Regions from separate parts of the Mus musculus genome. Here region 2 is linked to region 1. Evidence: chromatin loops called from intact Hi-C (ENCODE). Cell type or tissue: heart. All regions are shown on one strand.

Evidence for each region. A loop is a pair of places that touch in the nucleus more often than their neighbours do. Peaks named below come from ENCODE experiments on the same cell type or tissue, not always from the same donor. Only the 100,000 strongest peaks of a DNase experiment are listed, where the experiment ranks them.
Region 2: a loop joins it to region 1, with 2.1 times the contacts of the local background. A loop is called at or near these places in 2 of 42 quality-filtered maps.

Annotation. Positions count from the first base shown.
Region 1 is chr12:73,445,672-73,453,671 of GRCm38, forward strand. It overlaps Gm33929 (a long non-coding RNA gene), which reads left to right. Exons shown (of 3, transcript XR_001780532.2): 2 at 2,880-2,976; 3 at 3,421-3,676. It overlaps Gm34080 (a long non-coding RNA gene), which reads left to right and starts at 4,906. Exons shown (of 4, transcript XR_381684.3): 1 at 4,906-5,225. In heart, a CTCF peak has its summit at 4,688 (motif pointing left); DNase peaks (open chromatin) are centred at 3,610 and 5,120; H3K27ac peaks cover 945 bases.
Region 2 is chr12:73,109,236-73,117,235 of GRCm38, forward strand. It overlaps Six4 (sine oculis-related homeobox 4), which reads right to left and starts at 4,010. Exons shown (of 3, transcript NM_011382.3): 1 at 3,108-4,010; 2 at 1-114. The coding sequence starts at 3,949. It also overlaps a transcript of Mnat1 not described here. In heart, no CTCF peak of the experiment used is centred here; DNase peaks (open chromatin) are centred at 3,216 and 4,246; H3K4me3 peaks cover 3,677 bases; H3K27ac peaks cover 3,089 bases.

The DNA of each region.
Region 1 (8,000 bases):
GAGCCAGGTACTTTCAAATAGTGTGGTAGTTTACATATTACATTACAGCACGCCGGTTCTGTTCCGCTGTCGTACAATATACGCATTCCTAAGACTCACCGGGCTATGCAAAATTGCACAATAAAACCACAGGGCTTACAGAGAAATGGGCCATGGGTGCAGTACCAGGGGACTTTGTCAGTGAAATGAAAACAAAAACAGGAATCTAGTAAAAGGGCTAGTACAGGGCTGAACATGTTAAATCATTTAGAATATATAAATGCTACAATAAACGCGGCATTTTATTGTGAACAAAGACCTAGAACTTATGTATGAAGTGGATACCCACAGGGTGGCAGAGTATGAGTGGAGTTGAAGTGGGGAGGAAGGCTTCAACATTTTCAGCTTTTTTCTCCATCCTTGATACAGGCTTTTTGATACATACATTTGCCATGGGTACCCTCTTCACCAAATTTGAAAACGTGGTCTTTAGCTAACTTTTGTTTGTATCCCTGCTTGAAAGTTGTTTAATGCCTTTCTGATTTACTCCCAGAGCTCCATCCAACAGCTAAAGCCACTGGAAAATGACGTGATGTTTGAGACTACCAAACCAGCCACTCATACCAAAGTTGCTAGGTCTGCAGAATTTGGCAACATCTACGACTGTAAACAGAAAGCGCTTTATCTCTGTGAGAGAGCGGCCTTCCTGTTTCCACTGTGCGGTTTTCAGCCTCATCCATGTTCATTCTATCCCTCTGTTTCTTCCTTTTGAGACAAGATCTCACTATGATATAGTGTGGTACAGACTAGCCTCAAACTCAACATATCTCCTACTGCATTCTCCTGAGGGCTGGGATTACTCGTGTGTGCTACCCGAAGGGTCTACACTTCTACTTAGGACTATTCTTACTGATTTGCTAGCACTTGGAGTTATTACACACACACACACACACACACACACACACACACACACACACATTATACTTAACATATAATATTATATCTATATATCTATATATCTACATATCTACATATCTACATATATCTACATATATACATGATGCCATTGTTGGGATGTGCTCTCCTAAATTCATGTTATTGGAGGGTAGTGATGATGGAACTTTGGATCTAATGGGGACTGTTTAGGCTATAAGATCTCTACCTTCATAAAAACATGTGTGTGTGTGTGTGTGTGTGTTCATAAAAGTGAAAGGCTAGCGAAACCTAACCCTGTAGGATAGCACACTTGGTTAGGCTAATTATGAAAATTAGGATAATGTACCCTCAAAGCCACGGGGAGATATGTACATTTTGTGAATTCTGACAAGTTTTTTTTTTTTTAAAAACCTTTTGAGATTTTCTGTATTAACTTTCCCCCCATAGATAAAGTATATTATGCTGAAACGTATATTATGCTGAAATTTCCCCTTATATTATAATCTAACTGGAATGAACTCTCATTTTCTTTCTTTCTGTTTATCTTGTTTTAGTTGGGTTTTGTTGTTGTTGTTGTTGTTGTTGTTGTTGTTTGAGACAGAGTTTCTCTGTATAGTCCTGGCTGTCCTGAAATTCAGTCTGTAGGCCAGACTGGCCTTAAACTTGTAGATTTGCCTGCCTCTGCCTCCCAAGTGCTGGAATCAAGGGTGTGCACCACCACCCGCCAGCCCTTAAATCTTCTAACAAGTGTGACAGCTGATGTATACAGCACCCTCGCTCATCTTCAGCTCTTTGTTCAGGCTAATCCCAGGTTGGGTCTGGGAGAACTAACAACCCTGAGATACAGAGGGGAAAGCCGAAGGGTGTAGCACGGTCAACCTGTTGGAAGCCTGGACCGACCAGAGAGCAGCTTCAGGTTCCTCCATATCCTAGTTGCTGAAACTAGTTCTACCACCTTTGGAAATCGGTGAGCCAGAAAGATTTCTTCCTTCTCCATAAGGGATTTGCGTAATATAAGATTTCAGGAAATGCAGGGCTGACTGAGCAGAGTTTAAGTTTTGTCATTTTTAATATTTATTTATTTATTTATTTATTTTGAAGCTAGCTTGAAACTCCCAGTGTAGACCAGACCAGCTTGGAACTCACAGAGATCTGCTTACCTGTGCCTCATGAGTGCTCAGATTAAAGGAGTCCACAGTGTCTGGGCTATTTTTTTTAATATTTATCTTTTTATTGATACTTAAAATATTAAAAAAAAAAAAAAAACCTAGCTGGGCTGGGTGCACATGTCCACCTACCCCTACCTCTTGGGAGGTTGAAGCAAGAAAACTGCACCTTCCAGGCCAGCCTGGAATGCAGAGTGTTTACTGTCTCAACTCTTGCCCCCCAAGCCATCAACAGTGGGAACACACACCCATACCGTAATGGATACCATGTAAGGTTTCAATGCATATGTTTTGATTACAAATTAAACACTTTCAGGCAGGCAGGACAAGATAAAGGGAGATGTTTCTTCATCCCTGTCCCCCTAGTGTTGGATGGGAAGGTCTCAGTCCAGGCAGGAGGAATCTTTATAAAGGGGGGGGGGGGTTGACTCCGTTTGTTCCCATTTAGATTCTGTGTGCTTTTTTGTTTGTTTTGTTTTTCGAGACAGGGTTTCTCTGTAGCCCTGGCTGTCCTGGAACTCACTTTGTAGACCAGGCTGGCCTCGAACTCAGAAATCCACCTGCCTCTGCCTCCTAAGTGCTGGGATTAAAGGCATGCGCCACCACCCGGGCTGGTTCTGTGTGTTCTAAAGACAGCCTCCTGCACTGCCATTGTGACAGCCTTCATGATAATGGCTGTTACCATCCGGATTGCAGACTCCCTGGGTAGAAGTGAGTCCTTTCTCTGGTCCTACACTTTGTTTCAGAACTCCAGCTGACAACAGGGATGTCCCTAACCATGCTCCAATTGTGTTTCAGTGGCATCTCTATTCAGCGAGCGTCCCAGCTGCAGAGAATCCCTGCCTAAGTCTTTCATCCACTCCCCTGGGATCTGTTGAGGGCCCATCAGTACCAGGTTAGCTTCTCTCAGTCAGGGTTGCGGGAAGTTTAGCTGCCCCGGTCATTTTCCTACTTACTGGAAACCTGAAAAACTCGTCAATGACCTTCCCATGACCTGGGGTAGCAATTTCTCAACCTGTCGTTGCCTGTCACATTTGAGAGGAGGGCGGGATTAATTCTCTTCCATGGGTGTCTTTGTGCTTGGCTGAGCCCGAGGTCTCCTTCCATCCCTTCCACTCTCCCTCCCTCTTTTTCCTAGTTCTTCCTCATTTCTTTCCACATTCATGCCCTGGGACCTGTTCTACAAATATCCGAGGAGAAGAGAAAGAACAAACTAAACAGAGTGTTCTAAACGCTACAGGGTTTGTTTTGGTTTAATTTCATGAATGAGGCTATTGAACCGAGCAGCCGAGCAGCCGTGTCTCCTCTCTAACCTGTGCTTTTCGGGTCCTGTTTCCAGGTGCGGCGGAAAATCTGAGGCACCTTGGCTAGGAGCCCATGGTGAAACCCGGCTTTGGCTCCTGTCTCCCCATCCTCTATGAGCAGTGGCAGCTACAGCTGCTGGAGTGGGAGCTGCAGCAGTGGGGCGTGGCCTGCAGGGCTGTTGGAGTCCATCGCACACTGATGGAAAGGAAGCGGAACCTTCACTCAAGTTGGCCAAGCACAGAAACCACCAAGCAGGAAAAATGTGGGCGGGGCCGGGAGGAGAAGGTGGAGAGAGGTCTCAGGGTGTTGGGTTTTGAAACCTTCTGTCTTGACTGAGGCCCAGGCTCTCAGCACAGGGTCCCTGACACATGGCTGAGGAATTCCCAGTGGCCTTGGATGACATTTCAGTTCATTTCTCTGAGTCACACTTTCGGAGGGTTTCTCTTTTCTCACCAGAGGCAAGCGGGGGGGGGGGGGGGGGGGGAATGGGGTCGTTTGTGTTATTAGTAGGAGAGTTAAAGACATGAAAGAATGGAAAGAAAGGGTGTTAAGAAGGGAGAAATGATCTGGAAGTAGGGCCGGAAGAAGTGGTCACTGTAGTAACCAGTGGATAGATGAACAACCCAGACAGACTTCGCCCTTCTGCCTCTTACTGTGGTGGCAGAGCAAGACTTGGAGCTGTTGGGCTTGCCTTTCCATCACAAATACTCATCGAGTACCTTCCATGGTCCTTTCTGTTCCGGTTACTAGAGATACGAGGCAGAGTCGTTTGCAGAATGTCCTGCCCTTGTGAGGGTTGCTTCAATGGAGGAGAAACTCACTGAGCAGAGCAACAGTGGTCAAATGGAGCCTTTGATCCAAACTCTTTTGAGTTTTTAACCTAGATCTGAGATTTAACAGAATGCTCAGGGCCCAGGTGCTGCAAACATCCTCTGCTGGAGAGGTGGGTGCGTAGGAAAAGGCCACGCCCATTAGTGGCGCCCGGGCTTCTGTAGCTCAGCATCAACCACAGGGTCTTAACTTGGAACTGCACAATCCCCCATGGTGACACCTCCTCTCTCCCAAAAGGGTGGGCAGGATGTGGAGCTGACAGGGAAAGAAGGGGTCTTTTAGTGTTCCTTGTCCCTTTGGGCACTCTAAAGGTCATCTAGGTTAAAAGTCCTCATCACGGGGCTGGAGAGATGCTTAGCAGCCAAGAAGACTGGCTGCTTTTCCACAGGACCCGGGTTCAATTGTCTGCATCCACGTGGCAGACACAATTGTCTGCAACTCCAGTCTCAAGGGTTCTGATGCCCTCTTCTGGTCCCCACAGGTAACACATGTGTCAGCAGGACTTAGAGGCAAACCATAAAAATACATAAAAATAAATAAACGAAATAAAAAGAGGTAGTTAAAAAAAATCCTCATCGTGTAAATTCTAGACTCCAAAAGTGTGTCTAGAGCCAGGAAAATCCACATCCTAGATCCAATAGGATTTCAAATTTCCGGCAGAGAAACAGAGAGAACACCGTTGACAGATGAGCTTCACTGCGGCTTGGCTTGGATTAATGAATCTGGGGCTGTTTCTTACAAAAGCACCATTGGCAGCCAAAAAAGCATTAATTTGGAAAGGGAAGGAAGGCCATACTGAGGAGCAGCTGAGAGCCAAGGACCCAGAAGCAGAGCTCTGGAGTTCATGCTGGGCTTGCCTTTAAGTAGCTTTGCTGAAGCTGGCACTACAAGCTGAGCAATGGAGACCAGAATGCCTGGAGCCCTTGGGGAAGGTCTCACCCAAGCTCAGAGCAAGCACTGCTAAGGAGGAGGGCAACATGAAAAGACGGGAGGAAACCAGTGCTAAAGGTATGAACTATAGCATGCAGCTAGGATCCCAGCATCTCACAGAACTTTAGAGCCCACCAGAGTGAGGGGCTGAGATGCCTCTCTAGTGCTGGAGGGAGTATAGCCCCCTGCTTAGCTAACCTTTTGATGAGGGTTCAGGCAGGGCCAACACTCACTGACACCCTTCCCCCCAACACTCACCCTGGCCATCTGTCTGCTCTCTAAAGCTCACCGTCTGGCTGGGTCCTCAGGGCCCTGTTCCCCTAACTGACCTCCAAGTGACTTCCACTCACTAGTCCTCTGAGGGACAGGCAGCCTCCGAGCAAAAACCATGGCAATAAGGAAGGAGGGAGAGGAGAGACAGGAGTGGAGGAAGGAGAAAAGAAATGTGGAGGGAGATGGCTAATAACATTATTTCATTGCTTATCCCTGTAATGTTGCTATTGTTACAAATCATAAATATCAGATATGCAGGAGATCTGATATGAGACCCCCAAAGGGGTTACAACCCACAGGTTAAGACCCACTGGTCTAGCACTGCCTTTAAAAGCCAAACGGCCAGGAAGGCAGAGCCCCCCCAGTCCTCTCTGACACCTCCCACCCGCTTTCTTCATCCTGCCTACATCTCAGCTAACCTGGTTCTCCAAGTGCTGCTGACACTCCTTGATTCCCCTCCCCCTCCCTGTCAATCACTAGTGGAGAGATGGCTCAATTCACCTCCATGGCTGCTGGGAAGATCTCAGTTACTCTTTCAAAGGCTTCTCTCCATACACCCGAGACACCTACAGAACCTGTAGTGGTCGGGCCAGACCTTTGATGGCTGTACAGTAAGTTAGACTTTCACATGCACTCGCATGTCTATGCACATTTATGAAGGGTAAGAGGAGTGTTTAGCCACAGTTCCAACAAAGGGGTTTTGGATTTCACACATCAGGGGCTAGGAAAAGTGCTGGTAAGTGGTCATCCAAAAATAGGAACTAAGGCAGACCGGTGATTAAATATTCATAGAGAAAACCTGCCATACACAATGTGGCCTATGTATGCCTCTTTACCTGGACATGAAATAAACTGTTTTCATTATTATTTTTTGCTTAAAACGAGAAGTAGAACATGCAATGTACTTATGGTCCAGGCCAGTCCCTAGGTCTGTGGCCTTCAGGATGAGCGATTGAGAGACCTTGGCAGGTGTGATAGATACTGCCTTACTAGGGATCAGCTGAATTCTATTAACATAAGTAGGAGTTATTTGCCATTCGAACAAATTGGTTCATTATCCACGTGATATTTAAGAAAAGCTAATGCAGAAATTATAATCCCATCCCGAAATCAATCTGTGGAAAAGTATGCATGATAGCCATGAAACAAAATTCTGCCCGGGATGTTTCTGAGACTGCTAAGGATGCACACGGGCTGACAGAGGACACTTGGACCTTCTCAGACTCAAGCCAACCACCCAGGTTCCCAATGGCTTCTCAAGGCTTAGAAGCATTAGAAGCACGGAGGAGAGCAGCCGGAGGGAGGCTCAGGCAGCCCTCTCATTCTTAGTCTTCTCTCTGTGGCAGCCAATCCCTTTGAAACATTTCCAGGGAGCTCCTTGGGAGGCAGATGTGCTACACTGTGACTTGGACCCTTGATCTTGATGACACTGAATGAATCCAGTCTGTGTATTTGCCACTGAACAAATGGAGCTTGGTGGGGCCGTCTGTACTTCTGCACGCTTTTGCTTGTCAATGGTGTCTTCCTTCCCCATCCTTCCTCTAGAGTGCACCATGAACAAGCAGCCCTGCAGGCATTATTTGTGCTTGACTGGGACCACTTGATCTTACCTAGGGAAGGCTGCCAGCCTTCCCTGACAGAAGCGATGGCACTGGGAGAAAGAAAAAAAGAAAAGAAATTGGGCAATAGTCTTGTGTACTCTCAGCCCTACCATAGATGGTCTTTTGCAGGAAACTAATCAACAGGATCAAAAGAAGCTAGTTTCTCGTACACATAGGGGGACGGCAGATGAACTGGGCACTGTTGTTTCACACCCTGTGCCAGTCATTGTCAACCACAGAGTAAGTCATAACACATTACGAGGATTATAGTTTATGGAAAGATTCTTTATTTTTGGCAGGACACTACACACCTTCACTTTTTAAATTGTCCTTTCCAAACCTAGGGCTCGCCCTTCCTTCCTTCCTTCCTTCCTTCCTTCCTTCCTTCCTTCCTTCCTTCCTTCCTCCCTCCCTCCCTCCCTCTCTCCCTCCCTCCTCTCTCTCTCCCTTTCTTTCCTTCCTTCTTTCTCTTCCTTCTTTTCTTTCTTCCTTTCTTCCTCTCTCTTTCTTTAGATTTCTTTTCGCCCCCAAAGAACTGTATCTCATTGTTTTGCTTCACACAAGCTTGCCAGCCAACTCCCAATTCCCCTCAGCCTTTTCTTAAGCAGAAATCATATATACATAATTAACTATTGCATCACATAGGGTTAAAATGAACCCACTGTGTATTGGCCCTTCAACAATCCTGCTTTTCCTCTGAAAATGGTTCATTCCTTAAGGCTGGCTTAGAGGGAGGAAAACCTCTCACATCATATTTTTCTTGCTTTCCAGGCTGATCTGGAAGGTGACGATAGGTCGTGAGCCATAGCCTCTGCAAGGATGTTACAACCCTAGAGCCCAGGGGAAGGTGCAGATGTGTTTGGAATGTAACAAAAGGGAACAATTGCCAGTGTGCATTGCACAGGACCCTGAGGGTTTTGGTTTTTTTCTAAACTCTTTATTCAAACCTAGAGCACACACAGTCCTGTTAGCTACTCAG
Region 2 (8,000 bases), 340 kb before region 1:
CTAGAGAGGCTGAGGTTGGTGACGCCATCAGATGCGCCTGAAAGTGGATGAGGAGACAAATCCTCATGTCCCTTGCTGGATTCATCCTCGGTACTGGGGTTGCCATCCGATTCGCTGTTCAGGGGGAGGAGAAGACATTTGTGAAGGTCAAGGGATTGACAATCGACATAGTTTGTAAAACATCCTTCAAACTCATTAACGGCAACATTTAAGCAAAGCACAATAGAATTATCTGCTGGCCCTGTTGAAACTATGAGGTTTTAAGCCAATTCTGCCCAGCCAGGGAATGAGATGATGCATTTGGACCCCTTAAAAAAATAAACTTATAGCTGGGTGTGGTGGCGCATGCCTTTAATCCCAGCACTCGGGAGGCAGAGGCAGGCGGATTTCTGAGTTCGAGGCCAGCCTGGTCTACAGAGTGAGTTCCAGGACAGCCAGGGCTATACAGAGACAACCCTGTCTCGGAAAACAAAACAAAACAAAACAAAAACAAAAAAAAAACCCAACCAAACAAACAAAAAATAAAATAAAATCAGAGAAAGACCAGAAGGATGGACAATGTAAAATTCAACTGAAAGCACTTTAATACTGTGTTTTCATTCCTAGAGCATTCCTAGGCTACTCCAACTGTTAAAAGGACTGCTACCTCTGCCATAGAAGCGATTCATGAAATGTTAATGGGTCGTCTTGCTGTTTAGGAGAGCCAGTTCAGATTCATGTTATTTTTAAGGTAGATGGAATCGCCAAAGGAGCAGGAGGGGTGAGGTGTTCAGTTGTATTTGCCAGTTAGGTAACCAGAGGCCATTTTCTCAACTGTTCCCAAATCTCTATTCCACCAGAGAGACAACTCTCACTCAATAAAGTGCTTTGCCCTTGTAGGAAAGACACTCGCAACTCTCCATATGCACAGTTGCCTTTGAATCCAAAGGAAGCCATAAGGGCTTATTTAACACACACCATCCAGTGCTCTGGTGAGGTGGGAGGGAAAAGGTGAGCATCACTCAGTGGCCTTGTCACTATCAGACTCCTGCCCTGAGTCTTCAGTCCTCCTATTCCAGGATCCTGGACATAAGGGAAATACCAAGTTCGGGTCAGGGAGGAATGGTGGCAGTTTTCCTCTTTGGTTTGAATCTGGGCGGGGCAGGACAGAAGCAGTTTGGAAGCCTGGTGAGACTTGGTCCAGCTGAGGATCCAACATCCCAATGTGGTCGGTTTCCTTTCAAGCCGAGGGGAGGGGATTACCCAGGCTTTGGGCTTTGGGGCCAGGAGCGCAGAAAGCGCTTTGATTTATGAGCTGAAGCAGAGCAGCCGTCGCCATTGGTGAGGGTGACTCACCAGGGGTGCGGGTGGGAGGTAGATCCGGAGAGGGGCCTATACCAGGCAACTGGGCTGGGGGTTGAGGGTGTGGAGTTAATGGGGAGGAGGATGAAGTCAGCAGAGCATGGCTCAGGATATGTGTGTGTGTGTGTGTGTGTGTGTGTGTGTGTGTGTAGATTAGATCCTGGGAACTGGGCCGGTTCCATAGCAAAGGTTACAGGACAGCTGGTCAGCATGTGCCACCGGCTTCCTACCCAGTGCCTAGGAGATTCCTTCAGTCCATCTGCAGAGCACTCCGGGGTAGGTGGGGTCTCCTAACCAGTGCTCTTTCTTCGGGTCGCCCCCTCTCTCAAGACGGAGAGGGTGCTCGCAGGTCGCCCGGCATGTTTTGTTTATGGTTACCCGCAACAAGGGTCAGGGCTGCACAGTGCGCCTCTCTCCCTGCCTGGGGTGAGCTGTGGGCCTCCAGCTCCACCCGGGCGCAGGGCATAGTAGCGAGGGAGGGCTCTGGAATGCGCAGGGTGATCACCTTCACCTGGCCCAGGCTGGCTGCTTCCATGGCTCCCGGGTTCCTTCCCAGAGCAAAACATTTGAACTGCATTTTGATTCTCTTCTCCCCAATCCCCGCGGGGAGGGGGCCATCAACCTTCTGCTTACTTTACCCTTACAACAACAACAACAACAACAACAACAGCAGCAGCAGCAGCAGCAGCAGCAGCAACAACAACCACTACACACCTAAACAACAACACACCCACACACACAAACACCCACACACAGCCAAGGGTCTGACTCTAGCAGACACAAAAGAGAAGAACAAAACAAAACAAAACAAAAACCCTGCATTTTATACGAAAGAGAGAGAGAGAGAGAGAGAGTGTGTGTGGGTCTGTGTGTGTGTAGGATGGCTGAAGGAGGACTGAGTGGATAGCTCCCCTACTTCTTTCCTGCTGCCCACCTTATGCCAGCCGGCTTGTCTCCTATTCCCAAAGTCAGTAGGGGATCATGCTGTGTTAGGGGGTCCAAGAAACTGTCCTTCAGTCCTGCCACCTCTGAGGCACTGTAACCCGATCCGAAGTTGTTCAGAATCAGGTTTCAAAACACCGCAGAGACGAGCAGCACCCACACCCCACGCTGCCCTAGCAGCGATGGGAACCGCGGCGGGCAGGGTAAATGATTAACTCTGTCATATTAAAGCCTCGACGTCCCCAGACCCCATCTGAGCCACTAGTCTCCATTAACTCTCCTTTTCCTTCCAGAGAGCCCCTGGTGACCTCCAGGGCAAGCCCGGGCTTCAGTCGAACCCTGGGTACCCTGGAGCGTGTGCGCACTCCAGGCTCCGGGTAACCCCGCGGAGGCAGGGACCCCGGCCGGCGCCGGCAGCCCCTGCGGGCCCAGAGCTGCCGTGAGAGCAGCCTTGCCGGCAGCGTGCGCACACATTCCCTAAAAGAACCAAGGCGAGAGTGGCAACTTCAAAGGCAGCAGGATGGGGGTGGGAAGCCGGGCAGCAGTGACCAGCCGAGGTGGGGGCGGGGACTGGACCTAAGAGGGCGACCAGAAACTTCTGGGGGCAGGAGGGGGAGGGTTAGGAGGGAGGATCCCCCGCCCGCTCGTTGCCACCGTCGTCCCCCCTACCACCCCGGTAGGGAAGCGAGGTGGGGGGCGGGGAGAGGTGGGCAGCCGGACCAGGCTGGTGGGGAAGGTAAGCGCCATGTTTTCGAGCGCTAGGAGGAAAAGAAAGCTGGGAAAGGGTGGGGGGAGGAAGGGGGAGGAGGAAAGTTGGCGCTCACCTTTTGGACTGGGTCTCGGAGGGGTTTCGGTCACGCTGCCGCCGGTTCTTGAACCAGTTGCTGACCTGGGTGAGGGAGAGGCCGGTGATCTTGGCCAGGTGCCGCTTCTCAGCCGGCGAGGGGTAGCGATTCTGCTTGTAGAGCTCCTTGAGCGCGTTGCGCGACTTCTCCTTGAAACAATACACCGTCTCCTCGCCGTCCCAGATGGTGCGGGGCAAGGGGAATTTCCTGCGCAGCCGGTACTTGTCCACGGCGCCCAGCGGCCGGCCGCGCGCTCGCTCGGCCTCGGTGTAGCGCGCCTTGTACCAGAGCTGCTGCAGCAGCGGATGGTTGGCCGACTCGAAGCTGTGGCTCTCGAGGATGCTGTACAACTCAGGGTAGATGCCCTGGTGGAAGGCCACGAGCGCTCGCGCCTTCAGAAGGCTCTCGTTGCCACGTAGCAGATCGCTCTGGGGCAGGGACCAAAGAAACCGGGCCAGGCGGTCCAGGTTGCCCCCCTGCTGCAACGCCTCGCACACGCAGGCGACATGGTCCGGCGAGAAGGCCAGTGGGGGCTGCGCGGCGGCTGCGTGCTGGTGCCTGCCCAGAAGTTCCGAGTGGAGTTGTACCTGATCTGCCGCTCCCGCCGCCGCTGCCCCTTCCTCCCGGCTTACCCTGGAGGCAGCCGCGGCGTCCCCCGGCTCCAGGGGGAAAGGAGCTGGAGCCGGGGGGCTCAGCCCAGCCGCCGCGCCCCCCGCCACTTCTCGGTGCGCCTCCTGTCCTTCCGAGGCGCTTTCCATCCCATTCTCCTGCTTGATGTCCGCCGCACTTGCAATCTGCCCGGTGGGGGAGGAAGAGGACATTTTTTGTTGTTTATTTTCCTCCCTCCCTCACTCCCTCGCACTCTTTTCCTCTTTCTTTCCCCCTCTCTTACTCCTCCTTCTTCGCCTCCCTCCCCCTCCCCCCTCCGGAAAGCCCACTCCCTCCCTCCCGGTTTCGGCTGGATCTGGCCGATCAGGTTTCCCCCAGGCCACGCAGTCACCATTAAGATAGCTGCTAGAGCAAAGTAGTGTAAACGGATAGCTGCTTTCTGCCGTTCCCCCAACGTGACTCCTCCGGTTGCTGCATACTATATGGCACTGGCCGCCCGGCCGGCCCGGCCGAGCCACCCCATTGGCTATTTCGCATTCAGTGGGAGGAGGAGACACCGTTTCTATCCCTGTCGATCACCCGCCTCCCACTCCACCCCTTGCCTTTCCCTCTCTCCCTGACCCCCAGGCACCTTTACCTGCCGGAAAACACCGACATTCTTTTCTGGCCAAGCTTCTGAATGGGCAGTTATTTAGTGTGGCCTGAAAATTGGACAGCTCTTTCAAAGAAAGGCCCAGTGATTCCCAAGGGAATACTAATCGCGTGACCTTAAAGTCTGGACAGCTAAAATTTTAACAAAGAGACCACCCTCAGTATGTAGATAACAAAACTTCAGAGACTAATTCCGAAGCTCCCCAGCACCTCCTCCCCCCACCCCCCAAACTAAGGGATGTCTTTATTAAGGATGTGTATTCAAGAGTCAAGAACAGCACTAAGGAATGCTCTGATAGAGAAGCATTGGTAGTAATGAAAATTCCGGAGGGGGAGATCTTGAAAAACCTTGAAATGAGCAGTGTGTGTAGCCCACCGAGATGACAAAGGCAAGAAGCATTAAAAAAAAAAAAAGGCAGAAACCCTGAGATGGACCTAATACAAATAAGCATATAGAAAATAAACCTGGATGTTTATACTGGGTAAGTAGTATAGAAGAGAGCTAAATTATAATGGACTAGGGCATAAATCTATTTACCATAGTAGAAACATTCAAAATGTGGATACCATCAGCACCCCCCTACACACACACACACACACACACACACACACACACATACACACACACACACACACACACACACACACGATGTGGTGCTGGAATGGATAAATAGTTTCTCTTTGAAGGTGATAGATAGGTCTGGGAAGAACACCATCTCTATATGCGGGTCTATTGGAAGAGATCCGGACAGAATCAGCAACCCTTGCTAGGATTGCTCCGCCAGGGTTGAGGCTGAAGGGAGGAGGTGCAATGTGGCTATCTTCAGTTGGGATTCTGTCCTTCATGGTTTGCATGAGGTCTTAGCTCAGAGAGGGATGGTGAGCCTGTCTCTGGCTACTGTGGGCCAGTTGAATTTGTTTGCATATGCTTCTTCTCAAACTCTTAACAGCTAAATGTCCTCCCCCTAACCTTTACTTCAGGGTGGCCTTGTAGTGTTTCTGCTTCCCAGTCACTCATAACTGCCTATTTCAGCATGTTGTCAGGCAGCTGTTCAGGTCACCTGCTGTCACTTCAATTTGGTGAGGTTTGCTTTCTTCCCATTTCTTCCCTTCCCTTCCCTTCCCTTCCCTTCCCTTCCCTTCCCTTCCCTTCCCTTCCCTTCCCTTCCCTTCCCTTCCCTTCCCTTCCCTTCCCTTCCCTTTTCCCTTCCCTTTTCCCTTCCCTTTTCCTGTTCCCTTTCCTTTTCCCTTTCTCTCTCTCTCTTCCTTCCTTCCTTCCTTCCTTCCTTCCTTCCTTCCTTCCTTCCTTCCTTCCTTCCTCTCTCTCCCTCTCTCTCTCTCTCTCTCTCTCTCTCTCTCTCTCTCTCTCTTTCTTTCTTTCTTTCTTTCTTTCTTTCTTTCTTTCTTGTGTTTTTGTTTTTTCGAGACAGGGTTTCTCTGTGTAGCTCTAGCTGACCTGGAACTCACTTTGTAGACCAGGCTGGCCTCAAACTCAGAAATCCACCTGCCTCTGCCTCCCAAGTGCTGGGATTAAAGGCATGCGCCACCACCGCCGGCTCTTTTTTTCTTTTTTCTTTCTTTCTACCACTTTATTCTTGGTTAGCTGAGATATTTGATACATAACCTAACTGCTCTCCATTAAAATGTTTATTTGTGTGTGTGTGTGCATGCGCGAGCACATGCAAGAACACACATGCCAGCCATGACACATGTGTGAAGGTCAGAGGACAACTCGAGAGTTGGTTGTCTGATTTTGATTCTCTTCTTCCACTGTATTGGTGCTGGGGATTGAACTCAGGTGAACTGTGAGGCTTAATGGCAAGCACCTTTGCACGGTCAGCTATCTCAGTAGCCCCCACTTCTCTCCTTCTTTTTTGCTTCAAAAACAGTATCCTAGTGTGGTGAAATTGTAAGTGACATCTTCGGCAGATTTAAAATTGATAACCATAGGCAACACTTTATATCTCTCCTCCTTTGAAAACGTCCGGATAGCTATCAAGTTCAGGATAATATTTGAGTTTAAAACTTCCTTGCTTTTTAAATTTTTTCTTGCACTTAAAAACATTTTTTTATTTTAGGATAATTTTGATTTACTGATAAATCATAAAAATAGTAAAGAGAGTTTCTACTTACCCTTCACATACTTGTCCCTAATCCTTACACCTTATAGCAGTACATTTGTGTGAGTTGACCACATTGGCATATTATGCACCATAATTAATTCATTATAGACTTCATTATTTGACGTTCATTCTTTTTTTTTTTTTTTTTTTACTACTTTCTGCTTTTCAGTCCAATCTGGGTGGGCATTCGGCTTTTGGTTCTTTGAATTTTATTTATCAGAGCAAAGTAGATAAGAAGTCGCATGGTTTCATGGAAAAGATACATATTTAAGGGTCAGCTATCAAGGCTTGGGTTCAGTCCTAGCTCTGCCATTATACACTTACAGTATAAAAAGTAGAAAAGATTCCTGTAAAGATCAAATAAGTCTTTCCAAAAAGAACTTGATGCATAATTAATCTAATGTAAAAAATTGTTATCTTCCTATTGATAATACACGGAAGGAGACTTTTCAGTTTTATATACCTAATTTAAAATTTCTTTGGCCAGGTTATGAGGTCATAGGAGTTAGCTTTAAAATGATTATCAATCAAGTATAGTGCATGGCTTAGAAAAGAACATAATTTTTGAACTTTTGATCATTGGCTTTCTATATTGTCTCTAGTGCACTAAGTCTACCAGGTTCTATGTAAGCACTGGTGACTCTGTCAGATCTGTAATAGTGCGTCTGTGGAAACAATGGATCTTGGAGGCTGGAGGATTCAATTCCTAGGAGGTTTACAAAGTCCTGCTACAGATTTGAATTTTGTGAATTGATACACCAGTTGCAGAAGGTGTTCCTAGAGTCAGAAATCTTAGTCTCCCAGTGCTTGGGCAGGGTGAATTCAGAGTATGCCCTGGCACAGTTCCTAGTAGATTCAAACATGGTCAGTGACATTGGAATGGAACTGTATTTTGTGTGGAGTTTATCTTGGAGCATGGGTTACACCCAGTGGTGTTTGAAATTGCTTCTGTTTCATTCCTCCGCCATGTTGGGAGTTTTGACTCTGCTGCGCTGGCATGCAGTGTCATGCTGTGTTGTGATCTTGAAGAGTGGAAGAGTGGAGGCTGAGAGGGTGTGGTGGGAAGAGCAAGAGGAAAACCAAATTCTTGTTTCAGAAAGCAAGCAGGTGCTCTTGCCATCTTAGTGCCTGGAAGAAAATTGGGTTCAGTACAACATGTTATGTTGGAGTTCATGTGATTTTTTTTTCTTTTCTTTTTTTAACCAAGAAGACAGATTTCTTTTCCTTCCTTCCTTCCTTCCTTCCTTCCTTCCTTCCTTCCTTCCTTCCTCCCTCCCTTCTTTCCTTTCTCTTTCCTTTCTTTTCCTTTTCTTTTCTCTTTCCTTTTTTTTTTTTTTGATTTTTGAGACAGTGTTTATCCTTGTTCTGGAACAAACTCTGTAGACCAGGCTGTCCCTGAACTCATACAAATCTGCCTTTCACTTTTTCCTGAGTGCTGGAACTAAAGGTATGGCACCACTGCCTGGCTTTAGATTTCTTTAAAATTAAG